Regions from separate parts of the Homo sapiens genome. Here region 2 is linked to region 1. A link is a loop called in an ENCODE intact Hi-C map of the cell type or tissue named here. Cell type or tissue: ovary. All regions are shown on one strand. Links, peaks and the distances in the headings refer to the core of each region. The heading gives the core; the rest is flanking DNA. Region 1 has its middle 30 kb from the start of PWWP3A. Region 2 overlaps PWWP3A (PWWP domain containing 3A, DNA repair factor).

Evidence for each region. Hi-C counts contacts between places; a loop is a spot of excess contacts. Peaks named below come from ENCODE experiments on the same cell type or tissue, not always from the same donor. Only the 100,000 strongest peaks of a DNase experiment are listed, where the experiment ranks them.
Region 2: a loop joins it to region 1, with 1.8 times the contacts of the local background. A loop is called at or near these places in 18 of 110 quality-filtered maps.

The regions. Positions count from the first base shown.
Region 1 is chr19:1,321,178-1,329,722 of GRCh38, reverse strand. No RefSeq gene overlaps it. Among named protein-coding and RNA genes, the nearest start is that of PWWP3A, 30 kb to the left of the region's middle. RefSeq lists enhancers at 4,196-4,707, 4,708-5,221. In ovary, for the core only: no CTCF peak of the experiment used is centred there; a DNase peak (open chromatin) is centred at 4,441; H3K4me3 peaks cover 812 bases.
Region 2 is chr19:1,368,757-1,377,066 of GRCh38, reverse strand. PWWP3A (PWWP domain containing 3A, DNA repair factor) reads right to left here. Exons shown (of 14, transcript NM_001369789.1): 10 at 7,727-7,802; 11 at 7,421-7,471; 12 at 5,989-6,425; 13 at 3,907-3,995; 14 at 1-548. The coding sequence ends at 491. Among named protein-coding and RNA genes, the nearest start is that of TRF-GAA1-6, 11 kb to the left of the region's middle. RefSeq lists enhancers at 7,597-8,097, 8,098-8,310. In ovary, for the core only: a CTCF peak has its summit at 3,824; a DNase peak (open chromatin) is centred at 3,425; H3K27ac peaks cover 2,878 bases.

The DNA of each region.
Region 1 (8,545 bases), core at 334-8,333:
CAAAAAAAATTTTTGTAATAAAAATAAAAACAAATTCTGTCCCAGAAGACTAGTTTACATGGGAAAAGAGCAGTGATATTAATGCAGTGTTAAGTGATAAATAGGTACAAATTAGCAGCTAAAACATCACTCTTTGAGAAAAGCAGGTGCATGCGTATGCGTCCACACCCGACACATGCCGGGTCGTGACTGGAATCGTATAAACAGTACTGGTTCTGGGTGGAGGTGCTAAGAGTCTGAGTTTTGCTGTTGCTGTGTGGTTTGGTTTGGGGTGCTTTTCCGTGTTGGTCAAATTTTCTAGGTTCCCGATGTCCTGTCCTAATTGGCGAGAAGAGCAGGTACGTCTTTTTTTTTTTTTTTTTTTTTTTGAGATGGAGTCTCACTCTGTCGCCCAGGCTGGAGTGCAGTGGCGCGATCTCAGCTCACTGCAACCTCCGCCTCCCTGGTTCAAGTGATTATCCTGCCTCAGCCTCCCAAGTAGCTGGGATTACAGGTGCCCACCACCATGCCCAGCTAATTTTTCTAGGTTTGTTTTTTTTGAGACAGAGTCTCCCTCTCTTGCCCACGATGGAGTGCAGTGGCACAATCTCGGCTCACTACAACCTCTGCCTCCTGATTCAAGCGATTCTCCTGCCTCAGCCTCCTATATATATATATATATATTTTTTTTTTTTTTTTTTTCAGTAGAGAAAAAAAATTGGGTTGGCCAGGCTGGTCTCAAACTCCTGACCTCAGGTGATCTGCCAGCCTTGGCCTCCCAAAGTGCTGGGATTACAGGCCTGAGCCACCGTGCCCAGTCTTTTTGTTTGTTTGTTTGTTTGTTTTGAGACGGAGTCTCGCTCTGTCGCCCAGGCTAGAGTGCAGTGGCACGATCTCGGCTCACTGCAAGCTCCGCCTCCTGGGTTCACACCATTCTGCCTCAGCCTCCCGAGTAGCTGGGACTACAGGTGCCCTCGACCACGCCTGGCTAATTTTTTTTATTTTTAGTAGGGACGAGGTTTTACTGTGTTAGCCAGGATGGCCTCGATCTCCTGACCTCGTGATCAGCCGGTCTTGGCCTCCCAAAGTGCTGGGATTACAGGCATGAGCCACTGCGCCCGGCCCTTTTTTTTTTTCTTTTTCTTTTTTGAGATGGGGTCTCACTCTGTCACCCCGGCTGGAATGCAGTGGCACGATGTCGGCTCACTGCAACCTCCGCCTCCCTGGTTCAAGCGATTCTTCTGCCTCAGCCTTTTGAGTAGCTGGGATTACAGGCGTGAGCCACTGCGCCCGGCCCCAGGTCCGTTCTTTTTCGGACAGCCAGGCTGACAGCAATCTGATGTTGGAGTCAGCATGGGGGTGAAAGGGCGGATGTCCCAGCAGCCCACCTCTCGACCCCAGCCCAGCTCTGACACTAATTCCCTGTGTGAGCAGGAGCTGGGGCTGGCCCGGCCTCCACCCTCTTCTGTACAGCCCTGACATCTGCAGAATCACAGACGGTCAGGTCTGCAGGGAACCGCAGAGAAGAAGGAGTGCCTTTAACTAATTCAGGGCACTCAAACCACAACACGCACACACAGACGCCTCTCACAGTGGAGGTACACATTTTCCAAAAATTAAAAACTGCTCGGCTGGGTGAGGTGGCTCACGCCTGTAATCTCAACACTTCAGGAGGCCAAGGTGGGTGGATAACTTGAGGTCAGGCGTTGGAGACCAGCCTGGCCAACACGGTGAAACCCCGTCTCTACTAAAGATACAAAATAGCCGGGTGTGGTGGCGGGCACCTGTAGTCCCAGCTACTCGGGAGGCTGAGGCAGGAGAATTGCTTGAATCCGGAAGGTGGAGGTTGCAGTGAGCTGAGATCGTGCCACTGCACTCCAGCCTGGGTTACAGAGAAAGACTCTGTCTCAAAAAATAAATAAATAAATAAATAAAAGAAGAAAGTGGTTGCGTAGCGTCAGGGCTGGGGCAGGGAATGGGAGTGAGGCTGACGCAGGTCATTAAGTTTACTTTAAAATGGTTACTTTTGCATCGTGTGAATTTCACCTCAATAAAAGTCACCTTCCTGATGTCCTCTCTGTCGCAAAGGTAAGGCAGGTTCGCCGGTAAATGAAATGGTAATCAGGGCGTGTGGCTCTCATCAGTCCTTAAAAGCACCTCCAGGGAGATTGGTTTGTGTGAACAGCACCATTTTTATGTAGCTACCAAAAAGCTATGACAGCAAAGACCTTGAGTCCCCAAAGCCGAGGCCAGCTCCTGGCCACGTCCCTGCTGGCCGCCAAGGCCCTCAGATCCTGCAGATCGAGAAGCAGCCACCTCTGAGCGAGGGTCTCAGGCCCACCTCATTGCTCCCGGGACCTCTGTTCTCAGGTTTGCAAATCTGAGCCTCCAGTCTGCTTCCGGCCCAGAGGGGCCACTGGGCTTCCGGCTCCAGCTCGGGGAAGGGGGTAGGAGAAACCAAGCCTCCTCGGAGTCCCAGCTCACACTCATGGGACCTCTGGCGGTGATCAGGGGACACCTAGGATGCTGACCAAGACCCCCAGCCTTTCTGGAGCCCGAGCCCCCTGGAGGGCCTATGAATCAGCATTTTTTTTTTTTTTTTTTGAGACGGAGTCTCGCTCTGTCACCCAGGCTGGAGTGCAGTGGCAGAATCTCGGCTCGCTGCAAGCTCCACCTCCCGGGTTCACGCCATTCTCCTGTCTCAGCCTCCCAAGTAGCTGGGACTACAGGCGCCCACCACCACGCCCGGCTGATTTTTTTATTTTTAGTAGAGACGGGGTTTCACCGTGTTAGCCAGGATGGTCTCGATCTCCTGACCTGGTGATCCGCCCACCTCGGCCTCCCGAAGTGCTGGGATTCCAGGCGTGAGCCACCGCACCCGGCCGAATCTGCCTTTTTGAGACAGGGTCTTGCTCTGTCACCCAGGCTGGAGTGCAGTGACATAATCATGGCTCACTGCAGCTGTGACCTCCTGGGCTCCCAAGATCCTCCCACCTCAGCCTCTTGAGTACGTGGGACTGGACTGCACATGCACACCACCATGCACAGCTAATTTTTTTGTATTTTTTAAAATAAAGACAGGATTGCACTATGTTGCCCAGCTCGTCTTAAACTCCTGGACTCAAGCAGTCCTCCCGCCTCAGCCTCCTAAAGTGCTGAGATGAGGCTGGGCGCGGTGGCTCACACTTGTAATCCCAGCACTTCGGGAGGCCGAGGCGGGTGGATAACGAGGTCAGGAGTTCAAGACCAGCCTGGCCAAAATGGTGCAACCGCGTCTCTACTAAAAGTACAAAAAATTAGCTAGGCGTGATGGCACATGCCTGTAGTCCCAGCTACTTGGGAGGCTGAGGCAGTAGAATCGCTTGAACCCGGGAGGCGGAGGTTGCAATGAGCCCAGATCTTGTCACTACAGTCCAGCCTGGGCGACAGAGTGAGACTATCTCAAAAACAAACAAACAAACAAACACCAAAGTGCTGAGATGACAAGCGTGAGCCACTGTACCCGGCTGGCATACTGCCACCATGCCCGGCTAGCGTGAACCACTCTGCCCTGTTAGCGTGAGCCACCGTGCCCGGCTGGCGTGGGCCACTGTGCCCTGTTGGTGTGAGCCACTGTGCCCAGCGGGTTTGAGCCACTGTGCCCGGCTGGTGTGAACCACTGTGCCCGGCGGGTGTGAGCCACTGTGCCCGGCTGGTGTGAGCCACCGTGCCCGGCTGGTGTGAACCACCGTGCCCGGCGGGTGTGAGCCACTGTGCCCCGTTGGTGTGAGCCACTGTGCCCAGCGGGTTTGAGCCACTGTGCCTGGCTGGCGTGAACCACTGTGCCCGGCGGGTGTGAGCCACCGTGCCCGGCTGGTGTGAACCACCGTGCCCGGCGGGTGTGAGCTACTGTGCCCTGTTGGTGTGAGCCACTGTGCCCCGTTGGTGTGAGCCACGGCGCCTGGCTGGAGTCTGCATGTTTAACACAGCGGTTCCCACACCAGACCAGCCTGGAGATGCCTACCCTGAAGGGCAGACGTTGTTCCCATTTCACAGCCAGGAACCCTGAGGCTCATTGGTTTGAAGACAGCCTGGCAGGGCCTGAGCCAAGATCTGCCCCCCAGGCCCCCGCATTCCTTCCTGGCCTCCCAGAGCCATCCCAGCGCCCCACTCTCCGCTCTCTCTGCTCCGGCGCTCAGCTCCTCACACCCCCTGAGCCTCCCAAGCCCACGGCCGGGCCCTTTGCACGGGGCATCTTCGGGAGGGGAACTGTCTGTTCTCCTTAAGCCTCCATCTTTACGCCGGCCGTTGTCTTGGCAACGGTCTACGGCTGACCTTTGTGCAGAAAAAAAGGGTGACCTTCCCCGCGCAGGCGCCCCCGGCCGCCGCCCCCCGCCGCGGCGCGGTTTAAAGGCGTCTGTCTAAACAATGCGTCATGGATTTCTCCGCCGGGCGTGCACGGGCCGAGAATTTCAATCCGGGCGGCTCCGCCGTTTCCTAAACTCGAGGCGTCCAGGGAGAGGGCGTTACACACACACTCGCCGGAGCGCTCGGGCCCTGGGAATCGGCAAACGCTGCGGGTTCCAGCCCCGCGACTCAGGCCGGGCGAAGATTAGAGTCACCGCCTCAGTTCCTCCATCTGTAAAGTGGGACCCAGGAGGGTCGGACCCCCAGGGGTGTGGCTGGCGGCAGCGTAGGTCTTCGGGGCTGCGGACTCCCGGCCCCCGGGACCCCCCTGTCCCGCTGTGGAAACTGGCACGGGGACCGGAGGGCGGATCCCCCGGGCACTTGCCGAGGCCACTGACCCAGGTCTGGATGTTCCCCGAGGCCCAAGGTCACCACTGGGCCCCCCCGGGGACTGACGAGAGGCCTCTGGCGGGAAAAGGGGCTGGCTCAGGCAGGCAGCAGGCCCCAGAACCCCCCGCACACGCGGGCACAGGAAGCCCCAGCAATGCCCCTCCCTCCAATTTCTCAACCCGTGATGGGAAAAGAAGAGAAAAGGAAGAAAGATTTCCTCCAAAGCTTCACTGTGGCAGAATTCCGCTCTGAGGTCCTTACCCGCCTCCAGGCAGCCCTCCCTGCTCGCCGCTCACCACGGGCACAGGGCACAAATTGTGTCCTTCTTCTGCTCTAAACTCTGCTGTGGCTCCCCAGTGCCCTCAGGAGAAAAACCAAACTCCTCCCTGCGGCCCATGAAGCCCTCAGCAGGCTTGGCATCCCCTGCTCCAGCCACACCAGCTGCCCGAAGGACACACCAGGCTCCAGGTGGCCCCCAGCCCTTTGCATTGGCTGCTCCATGAGAAACCTGGCTCCTTCTCGCCCTTCTGAACTCAGCTCAAAGGACCCCTCCTCCAGGAAGCCCTCCTGCCTGCCCCCTTAGACATTTCCAAGACAGAGAGAGACAGAGAGACGGGGAGATAACCAGCTCTTTCAAGCTCACGTCCTGTAGGCTCCCCGAGGGTAGGCACCAGCTCTTTCTTTTTTTCTATTTTATTTTTATGCTATTTTCAGACACTCATGGACATGGACTTGGTGCCAGACACCCCTCCAAGTGGTTTACAGAGATGAAGTTTTTGGTGCCATAAACACCGGTTATGCGACATCCTGAGGTGGGGACTGAGGTAGTTCCCTTTCACCAGTGCCCAATCAATGCATGTGTATTTTATATGGATGCCAGTCACGCTGCGCCAGGCCCACTCGAACGACCTCGTCATAACTCGGTCACATCTGCCAAGGCCCTATTTTTTTTTTTTTTTTTTTGAGACGGAGTGTCGCTGTGTCGCCCAGGTTGGAGTGCGGTGGCGCGATCTCGGCTCACTGCAAGCGCCGCCTTCCGGGTTCACACCATTCTCCTGCCTCAGCCTCCCGAGTAGCTGGGACTACAGGCGCCTGCCGCCACCACGCCCGGCTAATTTTGTTTTTGTATTTTTCATAGAGACGGGGTTTCACCGTGTTAGCCAGGATGGTCTCGATCTTCTGACCTTGTGATCCGCCTGCCTCGGCCTCCCAAAGTGCTGGGATTACAGGCGTGAGCCACCGCGCCCGGCCGCAAAGGCCCTATTTCTAAATAAAGTCCCATTCACAAGTTTCAGGGGCCAGGATGTGAACAGATCTTCCAGGAGACACCAAGCAGCCTCAGTGTCCATTGATGGATCCGGGCCCTCCCTTCAAGCCTTTTCCCATCCCCCCTCCACCTCCTGCACCGAGACCCCAGCATGAAGCTTCCTCGGGCCTCACCGACCTCTGCTAAGTCCAGGAGACGCTGTGAGCACCCGAGGGTAGGGCCTGAGGCTCCCTGCCCCCACCTGGGCTGGCACCTGGGAGAGGAGGGTTCCCCTCAGCAGTTAGCTGTGGGCTGGCTGTGCGCCCCTTGCCAAGCTCCTGGGACACGGGCTGAGCAGAGCCCAGGGTGCCCCAGCCCCTTCCCGAGTCCCTGCTGGGCCCGTGTCGCCCACTGATGGGGAGATGCCCAAGTTCTGTGACCCCGGGGGCAGGATGGTGAGGCGGCCCCTGGGGACCCAGAGTCCTGCCCTGCCAGGGCCTCCTGCACCCTCAACCCCAAACCCAGAAAAGTCAGGCGGAGCCCAAGGCCAGAGCAGGCCAGTCACAGCTGGGAGGCGGGGGGCCCAGGGGCCAGGAAGGCCGGGATGGAGCCCTCGGCCCATCGCCCTGCACAGCCGCCCCTGCGCTGCCTCTGTCTCCCCATGTCTCTCTGTCTCTCTCCGACTTGCTGTATCTCTGTATCCCTCTGTCTCTCTGTGTCTCTTTCTCTGTCTCTGTCCGACTCGATCTATCTCTGTCTCCCTCTGTCTCTCTGTCTCTTTCTCTGTCTCCTTCCCTCTCTGTCTCTGTTTATCTCTATTTCTGTCTCTCCCTCTCTCTGTTTCCCTCTGTCTCTGTCTTTGTCTCTCTGTTTTTGTCTGTCTCCCCCATCTCTGTCTCTCTGTCTCCCTCTGTCTCTGTCTCTCTGTCTCTGTCTCCTTCTGTCTCTGTCACTGTCTCTCCGTCTCTTCCTCCCTCCATCTCTGACTCTGTCTGCCTGCGTCTGTCTCTCTCTGTCTCCCTTTGTCTCTCTGTCTCTGACTGTCTCTGTCTCTCTGTCTCTGTCCCTCTGATGTCTGACCCAGGTGGGCAGTACCTGTGGTGGTTCTGCTGTCCCTGAAGGAATGACATGTTCTCGCTCTGCCTGAGAGACCTCCTTTGCCTCCTCTGGAGGGTCTGAGAAGACAGGAGGGCGCTGGGCCCACCACAGGGGCAGATGACCTACGCATCACCCTGCCCACCCCAGGGCATAGCTGCCACCAAAGGGCTGGGGGCTGCCAGCCGCGGTGCTCTGGCAGGGACAGGTCTTCCCCTGGCGCCCCCAGGGAAGAACAGGCAACCCATCCACCTGCCTCCTGCCACTTGCCTCCCACCCCTTCCAGCCAGCGGGTGAGGGGGCTTCCCGTGCCACTGGGCGGGCTGCAGGCATCCTTGGGTGCCACCCAAGCTCAGCCAGATTCCAGGAACCCCCTCCCGCCCCCTTCACCCCTCCTTTCCCCGGGATTTCTCGTAGCGGGGACAGGGCCACACGTCACTCCACACAGACCACCCCTCCCGATGCTGGAGCCCACAGCGGGAAAGTCGCCTCCCCACGGGTCTGAACGGAAAACTGGGGAGCCCTGGACACAGATTCACCCTCTCCTCACGCCCAATCTGCCCTCCAACGCCAGTGGTATGGGGGTGAGACGGCCGTCTGCAGGACCATGCGAACAGGGACAGGGACAGGGACCACCTGCGGAAAGCCTCCCTCACATGGGCGAGCCCCCGTGTGCAGCTGCCATGCTGCCTGACAATAGCTGCCACCACAGAGTCCCCATCACCGCCGCCTTTGCCGACGGAGAAACAGAGTCACAGGGTGGCAGGGTCACCTCCAGAAGTGGCAGGGCCAGCTGGGAGACACAGGGTCATGCCTGGAAGCTGTTTCCATGTGTCATGCTCCAAACACCAGGCCCTGCTGGGGAACACGCCCTCTGCTTCTGGCCTTGGTGGGACCTGCCCAGCCTCTGCTTGGCCTTCTGTGAGGGTCAAAGGCCCAAATCCAGGGCCACTGGAAGAGTTGGCAAGAACAGCATTCCCTACACACTCAGAAACGTCTGAAACAGCCCAAATGTCCATCAACACAAGAATGGGCAAACACGGCATGGCCCTCTGCCCACTGGAACACGACTGAGCCGTGAAAAGGAGCGAGGCTCTGACCCAGGCCACAGCGCAGATGCATCCTGAGGACGCCACACTCAGTGAGAGACGCCAGACACAGAAGGCCACAGGTGTGCAATCCCATTTCTATGAAATGTCCAGGGCAGGCAGATCCACAGAGACAGGGAGGGGAAGTGTGGGTGCCAGGGCTGGGGAGGGAACGGGGTTTCCTTTTGGAATGATGGAAATGTTCTAAAGTTGATTGGGTTGATGGACACACAGCTTTATGAAGACAATAAAAGAAATCAAGGCAGGGCACGGTGGCTCACACCTATAATCCCAGCACTTTGGGAGGCCGACCGAGGTGGGTGGATCACGAGGTCAGGAGATTGAGACCATCCTGGCTAAC
Region 2 (8,310 bases), core at 1-8,000, 48 kb before region 1:
GAGAGCAAATTCTGGAACTGTCGCAGGCGGAAACCACACAAGGGGGAAACAGACAAAACAGCAAACCCGGAAGAACCATTCCCGCTTCCGAAGCTCCATGATCACGGCAGACGCTTCTTAAAACCTCCCGTTTAATATCAGATGCCACACATACGAGATCGATGTGCACGTCGGGAGAAACCACAGCACAGCCAGGAGTACTGGCGCACAGTGAATACGCTTCCGTCCTTTCAAAAGCCTTTCCCGAACGGTATCTTGTAAAAAATGCCAAAAATAAAATGAAAAAAACTGCCAGGAAAAGAGAACTGGCTTTCAGTGTTAACGAAATGGATTCTCCAGAAGCATGGAAATCAGGACTGCCACGCAGGAGAACGCACAGACAGGTCCAAACGCAAACGTGCCCCCTGAGCCCCCCATCTTCAGACACGCTCATGCACACTGGAGGCGCTTCCACCGCCAGGCCCCGCTGACAGCACAGCCGGCTGCTCCCTCACCGACGGCGCCGGTTCCGCTCTTCAAGGAGCTGGTTGTCAAATATTTCTTTTTCCCTTCAGAAAACAAGAGTCTTCATTTTAGTAATTAATCATTGTGTGTTAAAGAATATGAGAGAGAGGACTGGGTGTGGTCGCTCACGCCTGTAATCCCAGCACTTTGGGAGGCCGAGGCAGGCGGATCACAAGGTCAGGAGATCAGGACCATCCTGGCTAACACGGTGAAACCCTGTCTCTACAAAAAATACCAAAAAAAAAAAAAAACAAACAAAAAAAAAAACAAACAGCCGGGCGTGGTGGCGCATGTCTGTAATCCCAGCTACTTAGGAGGCTGAGGTAGGAGAATCGCTTGAAACCGGGAGGTGGTGCTTGCAGTGAGCCAAGATCATGCCATTGTACTCCAGCCTGGGCGACAGAGCTAAATTCTGTCTCTAAAAAAAAAAAAAAAAAAAAGAGTATGACAGAGAGTCCAGGCACTTTGGCTCACGCCTGTAATCCCAGCACTTTGGGAGGCCGAGGTGGGTGGATCACGAGATCAGGAGTTCAAGACCAGCCTGGCCAAGATGGTGAAATGCTGTCTCTACTAAAAATAACAAAAATTAGCCAGGCGTGGTAGTGGGCACCTGCAATCCTAGCCACTCGGGAGGCTGAGTCAGAAGAATCGCTTGAACCAAGGCACGGTGGGGGGGTTGCAGTGGGCCGAGACTGTGCCACTGCACTCCAGCCTGGGTGACAGAGCAAGACTCTGTCTCAAAAAAAAAAAAATAAATAAATACATATGTGTGTGTGTGTATGTCTACATATACATATGATATATAAAATTATATATTTTATATATAATATAAAGTATACATACTTTATATATATTATATATTAAATTGTTTTATATATTATAAAATTGTACATTTTATATATAATATATACAATTATATATTATATAATATATAAAATTGTTATATAATTGTATATATTATAATATATAAAATTATACATTTTATATATAATATATTTTATATATAATATATATTTTATATATAAAATATATAAATTATATGATTTTATATATTATATATAAAATTTATATATTTTATATAATATATAAATTTTATATAATATACATTATATATAAATATATATGGCTATATATATTTTATATATATAATATATATTATATATATATGAGAGGGCAGTTGTTTGATGGGGACAGAGCTGTAGTTTGGAAAGATGAAGTTCGGAGATGAGCAGCAGTACCGGCTGCATAGCACTGTGAAAGTGCTCACCGCCATCGAACCATACACTTAAGAAGGTTAGGATGGTAACTTTTACAGGATGTGTAATATTTTTTTTTTTTTTTGAAACGGAGTCTCGCTCTGTCACCAGGCTGGAATGCAGTAGCACAATCTCAGCTCACTGCAACCTCCACCTCCCGGGTTCAAGCGATTCCCCTGCCTCAGCCTGCTGAGTAGCTGGGACTGACTATAGGCGCGTGCCACCATGCTTGGTTTTTTTTTTTTTTTAAAGTAGAGATGGGGTTTCACCATGGTGGCCAGGATGGTCTCGAACTCCTGACCTCGTGATCCACCTGCCTCGGCCTCCCAAAGTGCTGGGATTATGGGCGTGAGCAACCGCACCAGGCCTTAACAATGTTTTAAAATAATATTTATTTTTAGAGACAGGGTGTTGCTCTGTCACCCAGACTAGGGTGCAGTGGCATAATGATGGCTCACTACAGCCTCAAACTCCTGGGCTCAGAGGATCCTCCCACCTTAGCCTCTCAAAGTGCTGGGATTACAGGCATGAGCCACTGTGACTGACTAAAAATAATTTTTTACGAAAGAGTATGAGATGCCAAATTGTCCTTACTAAGTGACCTCCCTGTAAAGGAAAATTATAACAATTGCTTAGCTAGCAACCCCTCTCAGCAATAGGGCTGCCCTGGATCAAAAGAGATCAACAACGGCTGCTGGCTCTGATGTGCGCCCCAGCAGACCTGGAAATAGGGGAGAGCACACCGGCCGCAGCACCAGAGAAAGGCAGACCTGAGGAGGACAGCCTTGGGAAGAGTGCAGAGAGGCTCATGGTGCAACTCTAAAAGAACAAGAGGGCCTGGGAAACGCCGTGCGGCGGGGAGACTGGGTCCCAGGACGCCCAGTGTGTGACCCAAGGCTCCACTGAGGCCAAAGATCAAGTGCGATGCTGCTCACTGGCTTGTTATTTTGAGCATGTCCCCGGCGTGATGAAATCACGGCCTGTGTGCTCAGCCCAAGTAACTTCTCCATCAGCACCAGCACCATTCTCACAGGTCACGGGAGGCTTTCATGGCAACTGGAAGCTGTGATGAACTCCTAACGGGTTTTGATGTCGGCAACCCAGACTCAAAAAAAAAAATCAGGATGAAAGATTTCCACAGATGGGCGTGGAGCGGTGAAGAGGCTTCTGAGACGGAGGGAGAGGACAAACCAGCAGGCTGGGTCCAGGTGTCCTGGCTCCGACCTTACCCCCTCCCCGGACCTCACTTATTCTTACGGCAAGCATGACGGGGGAACCATGAAGATCCAGCAGGAAAACACCCAGTTTCTGTATCCAAAGGCCTTTCCTGTTTTGGTAAGCCAGCTGGGCCAACACTCCCTAAACAAGGCCAAATTCCACCTTTGTGCAGCTCTGCGGGGGTGGCCTGCCAATGCCACCGAGGCCCCACACCTCCTCCCTGGCCTCTCCAGGGGCCCCTCCTGCCCTGCCCAGGGAGGACATGGGGCTGGTGAGGGAGTTCAGTGTCTTCACCAGGAGTCTCCTGTGACTGTGGGCCCGGGAGACGTCGGTGGCTGCGCAAGCCACCCTGGCCGGAGACCCTGTCCTTGACTCTAGTTGAGTCTTCAGCCTGTCACTGCCCCGTGGGCCCCGCCTGGCTCCCAGCAAGGCCTGGCCGCATGCCCAGAGACAGGATTAGGCGCTCTGGGGGCCAAACATCCAAGGGCAGCTAAGCACACGGATGTGAGAGAAACATCTTGATCACAGCATTCTTCTGGCTGCTGGAAAGCACCGGGCCGTGCTGCTGCTTAATCTTGCTGTATTTCTCACACAGCCATGGGGCTGTGGAAAGAGGGGAGGAAAGTGCAAAAAGCAAACATCAGCCCCTGCAAAAAGAGATTAAGAACAGACACGGCCCAGGCACGTGCCCGTGGCCCCGTGCTGCCCACAGCGACCAGCTGGGAGACCCGGGCACAGCCTTCCTGGGGGGCAGGAGTGACCCACAGGGTGAGTTCAGCGTATGTGATCAGCTCACCACCCAGCACCTGGGCCACCTCATGAGGGAGAGGGGCTGCGGCAGCCTGGAGTCAAACTGCCTGTGGGTGTGGAAATAGAAACTGCAAGGCAGAGACGCAAGTGGCTGGAGATAGCGCCGGGAGCGGCCTACCGGTAGCTCAGCGAAGGCCCCTTGATGTACTTCTCCTCAGCCGTCTTGTAGTCCACCTCGTCCACCGCAGAGATCGCACAGATGATGGCCTGTGAGAGGGCACGGGGCTCAATAGCAGCAGGCACTGCCCAACTGGCCCCAAGTGGCCTGCGGTTAAGAAGGCCGCAGGGAGCCTGGGTCACCAGGTTCCAGCCTCCAGACATGGTCTAGCTCATGGTTCAGAAGGTGCAAACCTAGTCCATGAATCCCTGCTTGTAATGATGTTTCTTAATTAAATCAGTACTATCTTTCGGACTAGACACAATAGCTCAGATCACTAAAAGCAGAGAAGAAAAGGCAAGACCCAAACCCACAAGAGCATTTCTCAAAAATTTTAAGTTTTTTTTTTGGTGGCGGTTTTTTCTGGTACAGAGTCTCGCCCTGTCGCCCAGGCTGGAGCGCAATGGCATAATCTCAGCTCACTGCAACCTCTGCCTCCCGGGTTCAGGTGATTCTCCTGCCTCAGCCTCCCGAGTAGCTGGGATTATAGGTACGCGCCACCACGCCCAGCTAATTTTTGTATTTTTAGTAGAAACGGGGTTTCACCATGTTGGCCAGGCTGGTCTCAAGCTCCTGGCCTCATGATCCACCTGCCTCGGCCTCCCAAAGTGCTGGAATTACCGATGCGAGCCACCACACCCGGCCTTAAGTTTATTGTTATAAAAAAAAAAGAGTATCCTGAATACACAATACATACCTGACATTAAGAAATCATCCCTATTTTTTACTTTTGTGATTATGGTAAACACATTTTTAACAGAGTCCATTCGGTTCAGAGCAGAGTCTCTCCCACTCGGCCCTGTGGACGTCGGGGCCAGACTGTTCTCTGAGGTGGGGCTGTCCTAGGCGCTGCAGGGTGCTGAGCAGCGTCCCTGCCCCAACCCACTCCATGCCAGAAGCACCCTTAGCTGTGACAAGCACAGATGTCCCCAGACACTGCCAGTGTCCCCCAGGGGGCAGAATCACCCTCCTTTTAGAGACACACACTGAAGTATTTATGGGCTTAAAAAAAAACTGTGGCCGGGAGTGGTGGCTCACGCCTGTAATCCCAGCACTTTGGGAGGCTGAGGGGGGTGGATCACGAGGTCAGGAGATCAAGATCATCCTGGCCAACATGGTGAAACCCCGTCTCTACTAAAAATACAAAAAATTAGCCGGGCGTCGTGGCGGGCGCCTGTAGTCCCAGCTACTTGGAAGGCTACAAGAGAATGGCGTGAACCTGGGAGGCAGAGCTTGCAGTGAGCCGAGATTGCGCCACTGCACTCCAACCTGGGTGACAGAGCGAGACTCCAACTCAAAAAAAAAAAAAAAAAAAAGCTTGAGGGTTTTTATGCTCCAAAAAATAATTCCAGGCAGGTTATGGGCACATTAGAGTTCATTATGCTATTTTCTTTTTGGGTCTATTTGAAAATTCCCATAGTTATAAAGTTAAATAGTTTTGAGTATGTTTTTTTCCCACAGATGTACACATATGCCCAGCAATGTCCTCTCTGAAATTTCAGATACAAACTTCAAAATCATCTGTATTTGCTCCTCACCAAGCCCCAAATCCGCAGCTGAAGTTCGAAATCACAGACAGTCTAATTTGTGTGTTTAACTTACCACGGGTTTATCAGAGTATGAGGCGCATTATCCACTTACAGTTTTTCAACTTACAGTGGGTTTATCTGGGTACTAAATGCGATTCTGACTTGGGAATTTCCAACTCGCAGTGGGTTTCCCAGGACTGACCCACCGAGGCTGGGAAGCATCTGTGCGCCCGCAGTAGGGAGGGAGTTCGCACCCCCTGGTGCTGACAGCTTCTAAGCAGCTCCATCTCTGCACAGGGGTCAAGTAAGCGGCTCCGTCTCCGCACAGGGTCAAGCGCACGCACTCGCATTTCCCAGCACTGACAGGATGTAAACACAGGAGGCCTCCACGCTCCGTTGGCCGCCGAACGGCCAGGGAGCAGGGGCGAGGACCGTGGCAGCCTCCTCGTGCGGAGTTGCAAAATCCCAGCGCAGGCCCCTCCCTGCCCACGTGACACGCCGGTCCGCGGCTCACCTCGGGCAGAAGCACGTCCAGAATGAACCGGATCCGGTCGCCGTTGGTGCGCTGGAGCACCTTGGCCCCCACCTCCTGGTAGACGCCCTGCAGGTACTTCACCACCAGGTCCAGCTGCCCCTCATCCTCCAGGTAGGTCTCCACACAGGTCACGTACTGGCTGGAGCTCAGGAAGGTCTGCAGCCAGCGAGATGGCTTCCTGCTCTTTAGGATGGCCCGCAGGTGGCTCTCCGCGCCCTTGGCCTTCACAATGTACTCCACCAGCTTCTGGTTGGCCCGGTCCCGGGCGGCCCGCGAGCGGTCGGGGAGCATTTTCCGGCAGGGCTGCCTCTGCCCCAGGGGGCACCCCACCACGGGCTCCTCGGGGCTCCCCTTGCTCAGTTGAGGAAGCTTGGTCCCCAAGACGTCCTGCTGGATGGATTTTCGGACAGGATAGCCTGCAAAAGAAGCACCTGTCGTGGGACCAGCGCGTGGGCTGCCTTCCTCGGGTGGCTGTGGGTCAGGGCCGATGGGAGGCTGCGACATGGCAGGGATGGGGGCAGACCCTAGCGATCGAGCTCCGTGTTAGCACGGGAGTGGAGCATTCACGCTCCTAAAGACACTTCCTCTGCTGGGACCCCCGGCCTTTCCCCCCTCACTGGGCCCTGCAGCCAGGTTTAACCCTTATAGCAGAGAAAAGCGCCTGCCCGTGCAGCACTGCCCAAGCAGAATCAATTCAGCCACGTCCACTCCTCCACCAACCAGGAGGCATGGAAAACTCCACTACTGTCGATAAAGGAAAATGCTGGATCGACAGTGAAGTGGTGGCCAAACATCCCGGTGTTCGTGACACGTTCTCTTTTTGAGACCAGGTCTTGCTCTGTCACCCAGGCTGGAGTGCAGCGGTGCAATCACATAGGTCACCACAGCCTTGAACTCTCGGGCTCAAGCCATTCTCCCACCTCTGCCTCCCGAGTAGCTGGGGCTGCAGGCACGCAAGCCACACGCCCAGCTCATTTTTTTCTATTTTTCTGTAGAGATGGGGTCTTGCTCTGTTGATCAAGCTAGTCTTGAACTCCTGGCCTCAAGCAATCCTCTTGCTTCAGCCTCCCAAAGTGCTGGGATTACAGGTGTGAGCCTCCGCACCTGGCCTACATTCTTCACAACATCTGATGTGTGCAGCCACCAGCCACAGCAGGGACACGCTGGATGTGGCCCATGGGATGAGGGCCCCAGGGCAGGCTCGGGATGCTGTGCCAGTGGACACCAGCAGCCCCAGGTCCCAGGGAGCCTCAGGGTCACATCAAAACCTCATAGAGGTTGAACAATGCTGTGTGGCTGCGGACAGTGCCTTGACCCCAACGTCCCCTTCCACAGCTTCAGACATAGAAGATTGTTTTTCTAAAGGGCTAAAAGGCAAACCACATTTTCCAAGATGTGCCTGTAGACTTACTTATATCAGCCGCGTAATATTCCAGGAAAGAGCCAGCAAAAGACCCGCAGCCTGCAGGGGGTGGAGGGGAGAGAGCACTGTGTAGACCTAAGAGGAGTCCCAGGAAGTGTGTTCCAGGGGCTGGCCCGGCGTCTCTGTTTAGGAAATAATCAGGCCAGGCCAGAACCCCAGCCCACCCACAGGGAATGCCCCAGGCCCACGGAAATATGCCCCGCCTCCAGGCAGCTCCGGCCCAGCCCGTCCAAGGGGTCTTCAGAGGCTGGACGCCTGCTGCCCAGCTCCACCCCTCCCCAGCACCCCACGTACCTAACCGGACCCTGTAGTCGGTGATGAGGGAGACACACCAGCCGATGTCCTGGTTGAAGTCCTCCCTGGCTTGATTCTACAATGAGATCCGGGCAGCAGGCGTCAGTGGGAGGCAGTGCCAAGCACCCTGGGTTCAGAAGCCACGCAGAGCCCAGGGACCAGCCAGGTGTCCAGGCTGCTCACGCTCCAGCCCGCACCTCTGACCCTCCCTGACAAAGGGGGCTCTGGCAGACGCCTCGCACAGGGACCCTCTGGTAAATGGGAAACGCACCAGGCACAGGTCTGGGCCCTGAGCTGCTCAAATGGTGGGCACCGGGGACCCGATGGCTTGGGCTGATCTGAACGCAGGTGGGCACCGGGGACCCGATGGCTTGGGCTGATCTGAACGCAGGTGGGCACCGGGGACCCGATGGCTTGGGCTGGTCTGAACGCAGGTGGGCACCGGGGACCCGATGGCTTGGGCTGGTCTGAACGCAGGTGGGCACCGGGGACCCGAAGGCTTGGGCTGGTCTGAACGCATCGACGGTGCAAACACCTCCCCTGTGGCCACTGTGCCACATGACAGGACATCAAGTCCTGGAAAT